Regions from separate parts of the Homo sapiens genome. Here region 2 is linked to region 1. The links are chromatin contacts, found by Hi-C in ENCODE. All regions are on one chromosome and are shown on one strand. The core of a region is the stretch at or near the end of the contact, and the rest is flanking DNA. Distances in the headings are between cores, read along the strand shown. Region 1 holds the start of PALS2 (protein associated with LIN7 2, MAGUK p55 family member). Region 2 holds the start of HIBADH (3-hydroxyisobutyrate dehydrogenase).

Region 1 (3,966 bases), core at 92-2,591:
TTTGCAAAATTTCACGGGAAGAAATGGCTGCTAAATCATACTCCAATTGAAACGCATTTTAACGCACCCCAAACGTTCTCAGCTACACTACAAGACCACTTGTAATATACTTGAAGCACAAAGTAAAATTCCAACACTCTCCAAAGGCGTAGGAAAGAATAAAACGTGGCTAGCCTGACCTTACCCGGCTGTTTATAAGTAATGCGGAGAATTTTCTGAGCTTCCCCGGCAGTCTTCAATTCTCTCCCTCGCTTCACCCCCACCCCCTACACAGATGCACACCCAACTGATGGAAGTTTAACAAATGTAATCTCGAGCTGCAATCCCAGAAACTGGTAGGATTGAGAATAAACTCCCAGTAAAGTGTTAAAAAGTCCTTCTGCAAAAAAACATCTACCAACCAATCCACATCCTGTCACCACACGGTCGGATACCTCAATCGACTCCCCTGCTGACCCTCCACCCAGCCAAAATAAAAAAGCCCCAGCACCTATTTGGTTTCAGACAAACGTACCGAGAATCCGCGAGCACGATCTCAGCAGCGAACGCCCCCGCGGCAGCCTGTGCTCGGCCCACAGCCACTTTGGCCAAACAACTGGAGTCTCGTACCTCGGAAGTAGCGGCGGTAGTTGGAGAAAGCCTCCTCCCCTACCAACTCCGAGCTCGGGAGAGAACCGGGAGCCGGCGGAATCACCCCCTCTCGGGACAGACCCCGGAGGTGTCAGTCACAGCAACGCCGCCCCCAGGCCGGCTCTCCATTCAGGCTCCACCGCGACTCCCGCCGCAGAGGTGTAGGCACCCAAGCCCCGCGCCCGAAGGGGCCCCGCGCGTCTGCGGCCCTAGCCCCAGTCGGGGCCGCGCCGGGGAGCGCGTGGGGAGCGGCGGCAAGCAGCATGGGCCAGACACGTTGCCGAGCTCCGGCCCGCCCAGCCGCCCGCAGCCAGAGAGGCAGGAGCCCGGCCGAGCGCCCCTTCCGCGCGGGCCGGGCTGGGGGCGGCCAGCAGCCTCCCCGACCGCGGCGCCGCCGCCGCCGCCTGCCGGTCCCTCTTCCCCGCGCCCGCCGAAGCCCAGGTGCCGAGGGGGGCGGGGCGGGCCAGGGTCCCCGCGTGGCGCGCCGCGCCGAGCAACAGGGCGCCCCCGGCCGGCCCGGCGCGCGGCGCGACCGTTACCCGAGCGGCGTGGGGGTCCAGTTAACTCACCGGCTCGCACCTCAGCCGCCTCCGCGCCGCCGCTGCCGCCGCTCCCGGTCGCTCCCCGCCGCCGCTGCTCTCCCTCAGCCACAGGCGCCGCCGAGCAGCCCCATCTGCAAACTCGTGGCTCGTAGTTGAGAACTGGAAATGCGTCTCTCACTGCCCTCCGCCTCCCTCTCTCTCCTCCCCCTCCCTCGCTCCCCACTCTGCCCCAGCTCCGGTCGCCCCCGCCGCTGCCTCCGCGCGCGCAGCCAGCCGCGCCTCAGCCGCCCTCCTCCTCCTCCTCCTCCTCCTCCTCCTCCTCCAGCCGCCGCCGCCGCCGCCGCTTGGGCGCGCTCCCAGCCGGCCTCGCGCGTGCGCCGGACGTCGGGGAGCGCGCGCTCGGGCGCGAGGAGGTGCCACCGCCTCCGGAAAGCCGGGCCCCGCCCCTCCCGCCGCGGCTGGGCGCCCAGGTGGAGCCCCCTCCCAGCTTCTGAGCGCCCAGACTGACTGCGCTCTGCGCCCGGCCGGCTCGCTTCAGGGGTCCCGGACCTGCGCCCGCGAGAGAGGGCTGGTCGGACCCAGTCCCCGCCGGGTCTCCTGGGCCGAAGTCGCAGCTGTCTGTCAGCATTTACGGGTGGGCAAGATACTCCTCGGGGCATAAAACAGGCTCCGCCCTGACCTTTCTGAGAGTTTTACATTCAAGAACCCAGTCGTGGGGCACAAAAGAGAAATGGAACGAGAAGAAAAGCCTCTGGAAAAATCTCCCCCTCCCCCTTCACAGACTCCACTGGATCTGATGTGTATTTGGCAGGTTCTACGGCGCTGACTGTGTCCTTCATTAATTTTTTCCCAAAGGCCCGACCGGGCAGTGTGATTCACACCCGAGGAAATGCATGGACACTGGCTCTTTTCATAGCACCGAGGCTCCCGTGGAACTCCCTGGGTCGGCTTTGCCAGACACTCCCTGGACACAGTTGTTCAGCTCCTCCCCAGCACCTGGGCTTCCCAGACCTCAAAAGGGTGGGGTTGGGGAGGGCATGCCATCCTTTCAGCCTGGACTCTGCGTAGAGCTTGGTGAACTGTGATGAGTGTCCGGATGTGTAGATGACACATTTTGACAGAAGTGCAGATTTAATTTTTCAGTTGAAAGGAACTGAGCAATGCACTGCAGCAGAGACTTCTGGCTAGAAAAACATAGCAAGGCAGCCAGAGAACTTCCGATCCCCTTAAAAGAGCTCTGTGAACCCTCAGACCTGTGACAGGCGGCTTTTGGAAAAACTATTGTGTTCTTCCTAAAATTGAAGAATGTAATTTACATTTTACAAAATGCTTACTGCAATCTTTTCAAACCATGAACGTAGAAAGTGCAAGTCAAACTTTACGTGTGAGGAGTGTTATGAGGTGGCCTCCTCTGTGCAGCCTTTCCTGGCTTCTCTTGGGCACCTTGCACAAACCAGACCATTAATAAGTGTTTGCAGAATAAATGCGTGCATCATGGCCCTTTGGATTCAGAGATGAAGTTATAAGTTGTATTGTCTCCTCTCTTTGTGAATGTGGCAGGCATGGAAGGGAGAGAGAAAATACTATTGATGAGATGTATTAAGAAGGTCCAGTGTCCAAAACAGTGATTTTTGTGTTTATCCTCAACCAAGCATCAAAGATTAATTTACTTTTCCATTAGGATCATTAATTTTGCAAACCAACATGCAGGGGGGCCTTGTACAGTGTTAATTTAGAACCTTCTTTCCTGGAACCACAAACCCAGGCAAAGGTAATTGGAAGCATTTAAGGAGACTCAAACGTGCCCAGGGCACAGAGTAGCTTTGGGCCCCCTGTAGTCAGGATGGCTGGATGAAATGAAGTGGAGTGGGCTCGGAGCCCAAGGCAGAGACAAAGCGGAAGGATGGGGTTTGTCTTCTCGGGGTGTCAGCAAGACCTTTCAGGTCCTTCTTGCTGCCCCAGGCCCACTTGCTTCTCACAGGACACCCATGGGTCCTCCCTGCTGTACCCTACCCAGGCTTGTGAACTCTTTTCCCTTCTGACTCTTAACCTTAACACATCCCCTTGGACCCAGCCACTTAGTTACTTGCCCTGAGCTTCTCTGGGGTTGGGGTGGGAGGTAGGGTATGAATGTCATTTCCAGATATGTTAGTGATCCTTAATAGTGCACTTTTATTTCCTCAAGGGTCTTCTGGAAACAATGTCCTAACCTACTCTACCCCTGCTCCCTGCAAGTAGAATGATGTTAACTGAGGAAGTTTTAGGGAGGGAGGGTTTGGGGTAGGCTCTGCCCCTCAAATTACATGCAGACCTACCTGACTTAAAGCTGGCACCACTCCTGGCCAACTGCTTTATCTCTGCATCTACCAGAGACCCAGCATTTGGGAGCAGGAATACAGGAACAATTATCTTTCATTTGCAGTTCCAAGTCTGTGCTCTAAGTAATGACAGCAGCTATCAGATGGAGGCTTATCACTGCCGTAAGACTCAGCTTCATTCTTAGAGTCAGAAAAATGATTTTGCTCCAATAACTGTCTTTGATTGCTCCCCTTCAGAAAGCTCTTGCCGGTGAAGTTCCTCTCTCAGTGTCAGATGAGTATTGTATCAAATACTCATATACAGTTATAAAAGGAAACACTATTTCCTTTTATAAATGATATTCCCATTTTATAACATTCTGCCCTTCCTCTAAACTTTAAAGGTGGGACATGCCAGGATAAATTTAAAGTGTTCTCAGTTAAACATTGGAACTCCCATCATTGGTTCCCAACTCAGCTTTCTGAGAGGTCATCAT
Region 2 (4,422 bases), core at 841-3,340, 3.1 Mb before region 1:
TATAATGTTGAGTTTTTAGTTGTACTTAGAAGAATAGGGAGAAACCTATCTACTCCATCTTCCTGGAAGCGGAAGTCAGGGGCCACTATAAGGCATTGAAACAATTACAAACAAAAATGCGTGGCAAAGACTCAGGGAGGAGTTGCAGTGCCTTTCAAACAAGGGCATCAGGAGGGCAATCAAATGAAGAAAGCTAACCAGCCATAGGCAGGAACTGCATTTGCCAGTACAATAATATCTGCAAGCACCTTCAAACAGTAAGAATTACTTAAAAATTCATAACGCTTCTTTAAAATCATGGAAACCTATGAAAATTCCTTAGTTTATGAATCAATGTAGGGCTTCTTGGAGGAGACATTGTTGGAGAAGACAATGCAGGGCTTCTTGGAGGAGACACAGTTGAAAGACCAATTGCAGTTCAGGAGTTAATTATAGAAACCTGTAGTGCTGGAGGAAGAAAAAGAAAAAGAAACCTGTAGGCCCACATTTGTTGCCTGCAGGAGATCTATTCCAGCTAAAACCTGACGAAACCAGGAAGAGAGGCACAGGTGGGAAATGCTCCAGAAACTAATTTACCCCTAGTAGGGGTGGGGACCCAAATCTAGGAGAAGGTCTAATTGTTGAAATGAGTTTTTTCTCCCTCCCTCCCTTCGTCCCTTTCCTTCCTTCTTTTCATTTAGTGTTGGGTAGAGGGTTGGGGTGGAGTGATGGTCAAAGAAGGGCATTAACTTCCTCCCAGTTACAGATAGGGACCTTGCACTCTGTACAAGTTTTTAAGTTTTTGGAAACGTTGCCAGCATGCCCAGAAACATGAAAAGAGCCCAGATGGAAATGATCCAATTCCTTTGCTTTCAACTCCATGGGTTACTGAGTTGAAAAAAAGGTCAAAGTCAAATTTTGTTGATTGTGCTACTTAGATTGGGGTTCGCATTTCCCTAGCTACTCCATACACATTCTCTTTCCTGCTGTATTGCCATTCTCCAAAGGCTATAGTCTTGCTTTGGTGTGGTCATGGCTTCCAACCCTTTGGTGGAGTCAGTGGAGATGAGAAGGCCTGCAATTACCCCCAAGGGGTTTACAGACTCAAATATGTACACTAAGCATTGACAGAAGAATGACTAAATGTCTGTCTCTCTGCACCGCGCAGTGGCTCACGCCTGTAATAACCAGCACTTTGGGAGGCCGAGGCGGGCGGATCACTTGACGCCAGGAGTTTGAGACCAGCCTAGGCAAAATGGCGACACCCCGCCTCTACTCAAAGTGCCAAAAAAATTAGCCGGGTGTGGTGGCGCACGCAGGCCTATAGTCCCACCTCACCTACTCCGGAGGCTGAAGCAGGAGAATCACTTGAACCCGGGAGGCGGAGATTGCAGTGAGCCGAGATCGCGCCACTGCACTCCAGCCTGGGTGACAGAGAGACTCCGTCTCCAAAAAAAAAAAAGGTCTTTCTAATACACATACATATACTACTACTTTCTGGATTTTATATTTAGTTTTGCTTACAAAATGGATTTAGGGTGTAGAATTTTCAAAGATTAGAGAAATATGCCTTGAAATAGAAAGTGCAAGTTTCTAGTAACTCTTCCCTTCAAAGATAATGTTACCAACTTCTTTTCCTACTATTTTTAGTATTGAGAAACTGTTGTGTTAAGTAAAATCAAATGAATTTAAAAGTTATTACACACATGGTAGCTTTCTGAGTGTTTTTCAAGCTGCGAGTCAGTTTTGTCCTTTTTAACACGCAGCGGTTGTGGGGACAAGGTTTCCGAGGAGGCGGGAGCGAGCGACGGCCCCCGCCTCCCACACGCCCTCTGCTTTGGTAAACAAGGAGACTCCCGCCCGCAGGCTGTAAATGAGGCACGAGCTTGGGGGCAGCGCCAGGGCGCCTGGCGTCACTGTTCAAAAAGGCCTCTTATTGGTCCTTCGCACAGCTGCGGACCTGGGAATTCTGATTGGTCTGCTTCCCTGTCCGTAAAGGGATTGACAGGCCCTGCCGCGTCAGGCCGCTCCTCTCGGCTCCGCGCTCCTTCCCTCGCGCGTGGGCACCCGCCCCCGAGCGGTGAGAGCGCGTGCGCGCGCGCCCTTCTCCGTGGGCGAGCCAGCCAGTCCCGCTGCACACGCTCGCAGTCTGTGGGCCCTCCGGGAGGCGGCGGAGGTCACCGCGGGGAGAGGGGCGGGCGCAGCATGGCAGCCTCCTTACGGCTCCTCGGAGCTGCCTCCGGTCTCCGGTACTGGAGCCGGCGGCTGCGGCCGGCAGCCGGCAGCTTTGCAGCGGGTAAGGACCTCACGCCTCCTCCCCCTTGTCCTTCTTTCGGCCGCTCGCTTCTTCTGTCCAGACGGCCGAAGAAGTCTTTTCTCGGGAGGCCCTGCGGTTGGGCTGGGGCTTAAAAAACAATATTTTGGCTGGTACTAAAGGCCTGTCCTTTTCTGCGGCCGCCACTCACTCCGCGAGTACCCCCCTCTGCCTTCCCTCCCTTTCTCCCGGGCTCCTGATGAACGGGTTCAGCGCCCTTTTCGGGATTTAGGAAGAGGTGGGGAAGAGCTTGGGCTGAAGAGAAGAGAGTATTTGGGACCCCGGCATGCTGCTTTGGAGTTAGGACTCCGAGGACGTTTGGAGCGCCCAACTCCAGGAGCAACCCGCACTCACCCCAGCGACCCCTGGTCTTTCAGCGCCCCCAGGGTGCACCTTGGGTTGGGGACACACTTGGGCAGCAGGGCCTGATGTTTAACCACCTGAGTCCGAGGGGATGGCCTTATTACACAAGCGGTGGCTGTACAAGCCAGGCAGTAAGTCTTTCAGCAAAGTTTCAGTCACCCTTGACCAGCAAGACGGGCTTCCCCCCTCTACTGTAACCTAAAAAAATGTCATTTTTGTCAAATTATGAACCAAAACACGTTCAGCGTCCTCAAGATTGTGGGCAGAATTAATCCTGCCTCCCTCCTCTCATACCATGGTAAATTGTGGAAGCTAGCCATGAACTTACAAAGAGGCAGTTTTTAGAGCCAGGATGAAGATCCACGGAGATCTAATACAGTCTTTCATACTCCGCACGAGGGACATGAGGCCCCTTGGATGAGTGAATCAGGATATTCCCAGCAAGACCTAGAAAGTTGTTATCAGTTGTTCCTAATTCCTTAACTTTCTATCACACCAGGACTCCTCTTTAATTGAAAAATTGGTTGATTTGTGGGGGCACTGCCGTTGTCTTCCTCAAACTGAAAGTTTGAGAGTTGTAACAATGCATCGTTTAGCAAGATCATACTGAGGATTAATAACAAAAAAAACCTTGGCATTAATTTTTTCTAATCTTTGCTTAAAAAAAAAATAGTGGGTTAGGATTTGAGCCCCTTGGCCCCCCGCCCTTTTTTTTTTTTTTTTTTTTTTTTGAGACAGGGTCTCTGTCGCCCAGGCTGGAGTGCAGTGGCCCAGTCACACTGCTCACTGCAGTCTCGACCTCCTGGGCTCAGGTGATCCTCCCACCTCAGCCTCCCGAGTAGCTGGGATTACAGGCATGTGCCACCACGCCCGTCCAATTTTTGTATTTTTAGTAGGGACGGAGTTTCGCCATGTTGCCCAGGCTGGTCTTGAACTCCTGCGCTCAAGTGATCCTCCCAAAGCGTTGGGATTATAGGCATGAACCACTGTGGCTGGCCAGGAATTGTAAGAACTTTCTCTTACAATTCTTAACAGCTTCCCATTCTCCCCCTCAGTGAAACCTCTGAATTTCCTTTCTGGCTGGAGAAGAACAGAGGCTCGGTGAGATGCAAGAGACCAGATGTCTGATACAGAACCACAGTAACAAGATAAAAACTCAGAATATGCCAAACTTGAATGTAACCACTGTTTGAGCTTCATATATTGAGCTACAAAAATGCTTCCGACTTTTGAGATAACCCTAAAAGAATAGACACTTTTCCACAGTAGCACCAGTTTTCACATGAATTCACAATTCTTTCAGTTCCCATTAGCCAAGGAAGACATATTTGCTGTTTAGTGGTTTTACAAGGTGTTCTAATGGTATTTTAATGAACCCTTGATGTACCTTTTAGAGTTATGAAAGTTCTTACCAATTCATGGTGAAAGAGCCTGAGGCCTAAGACTGTAATACGTGCCTCTGTAAACTGGGAGGGCCTACCTCAGAGTGCTGATTAGACTACTTTGGCATATGGTCTTGTACTTTGGGTTCTTTGGCCCAAAGGTAATTGTCAGAATATAGATTTCTGATAAATTTTAAATAGTTCTTTTGTGATGAAGTGGTTAAATCACTTAAGCAATTTTTTTTTCTCTTGAAAAAAATTTTTTTTTTTCCCTCGGAGTCTTTGTCTGTCGCCCAGGCTAGAGTGCATTGGCGCAATCTCAGCTCACTGCAAGCTCCGCCTCCCAGGTTCACGCCATTCTCCTGCCTCAGCCTCCGGAGTACC

What was found. A loop is a pair of places that touch in the nucleus more often than their neighbours do. Pooled maps may share reads with other maps.
Region 2: a loop to region 1 is called in a map of CD8-positive, alpha-beta T cell, with 16 times the contacts of the local background. The contact joins the promoter of HIBADH here to the promoter of PALS2 in region 1. A Hi-C loop is called at or near these places in 3 of 168 maps with a recorded cell type or tissue (CD4-positive, alpha-beta T cell, CD8-positive, alpha-beta T cell and naive thymus-derived CD4-positive, alpha-beta T cell) and 7 of 50 pooled maps.

What each region holds. Positions count from the first base shown.
Region 1 is chr7:24,570,827-24,574,792 of GRCh38, reverse strand. It overlaps PALS2 (protein associated with LIN7 2, MAGUK p55 family member), which reads right to left and starts at 1,341. Exons shown (of 12, transcript NM_001303037.2): 1 at 1,200-1,341. RefSeq lists enhancers at 473-592, 643-692, 638-1,137, 2,003-2,102, 2,123-2,192 and a silencer at 793-1,862.
Region 2 is chr7:27,660,551-27,664,972 of GRCh38, reverse strand. HIBADH (3-hydroxyisobutyrate dehydrogenase) reads left to right here and starts at 2,090. Exons shown (of 8, transcript NM_152740.4): 1 at 2,090-2,275. The coding sequence starts at 2,185. The region is part of intron 2 of LOC105375211 (a long non-coding RNA gene); the gene reads right to left. RefSeq lists a silencer at 1,901-2,320 and an enhancer at 1,536-2,353.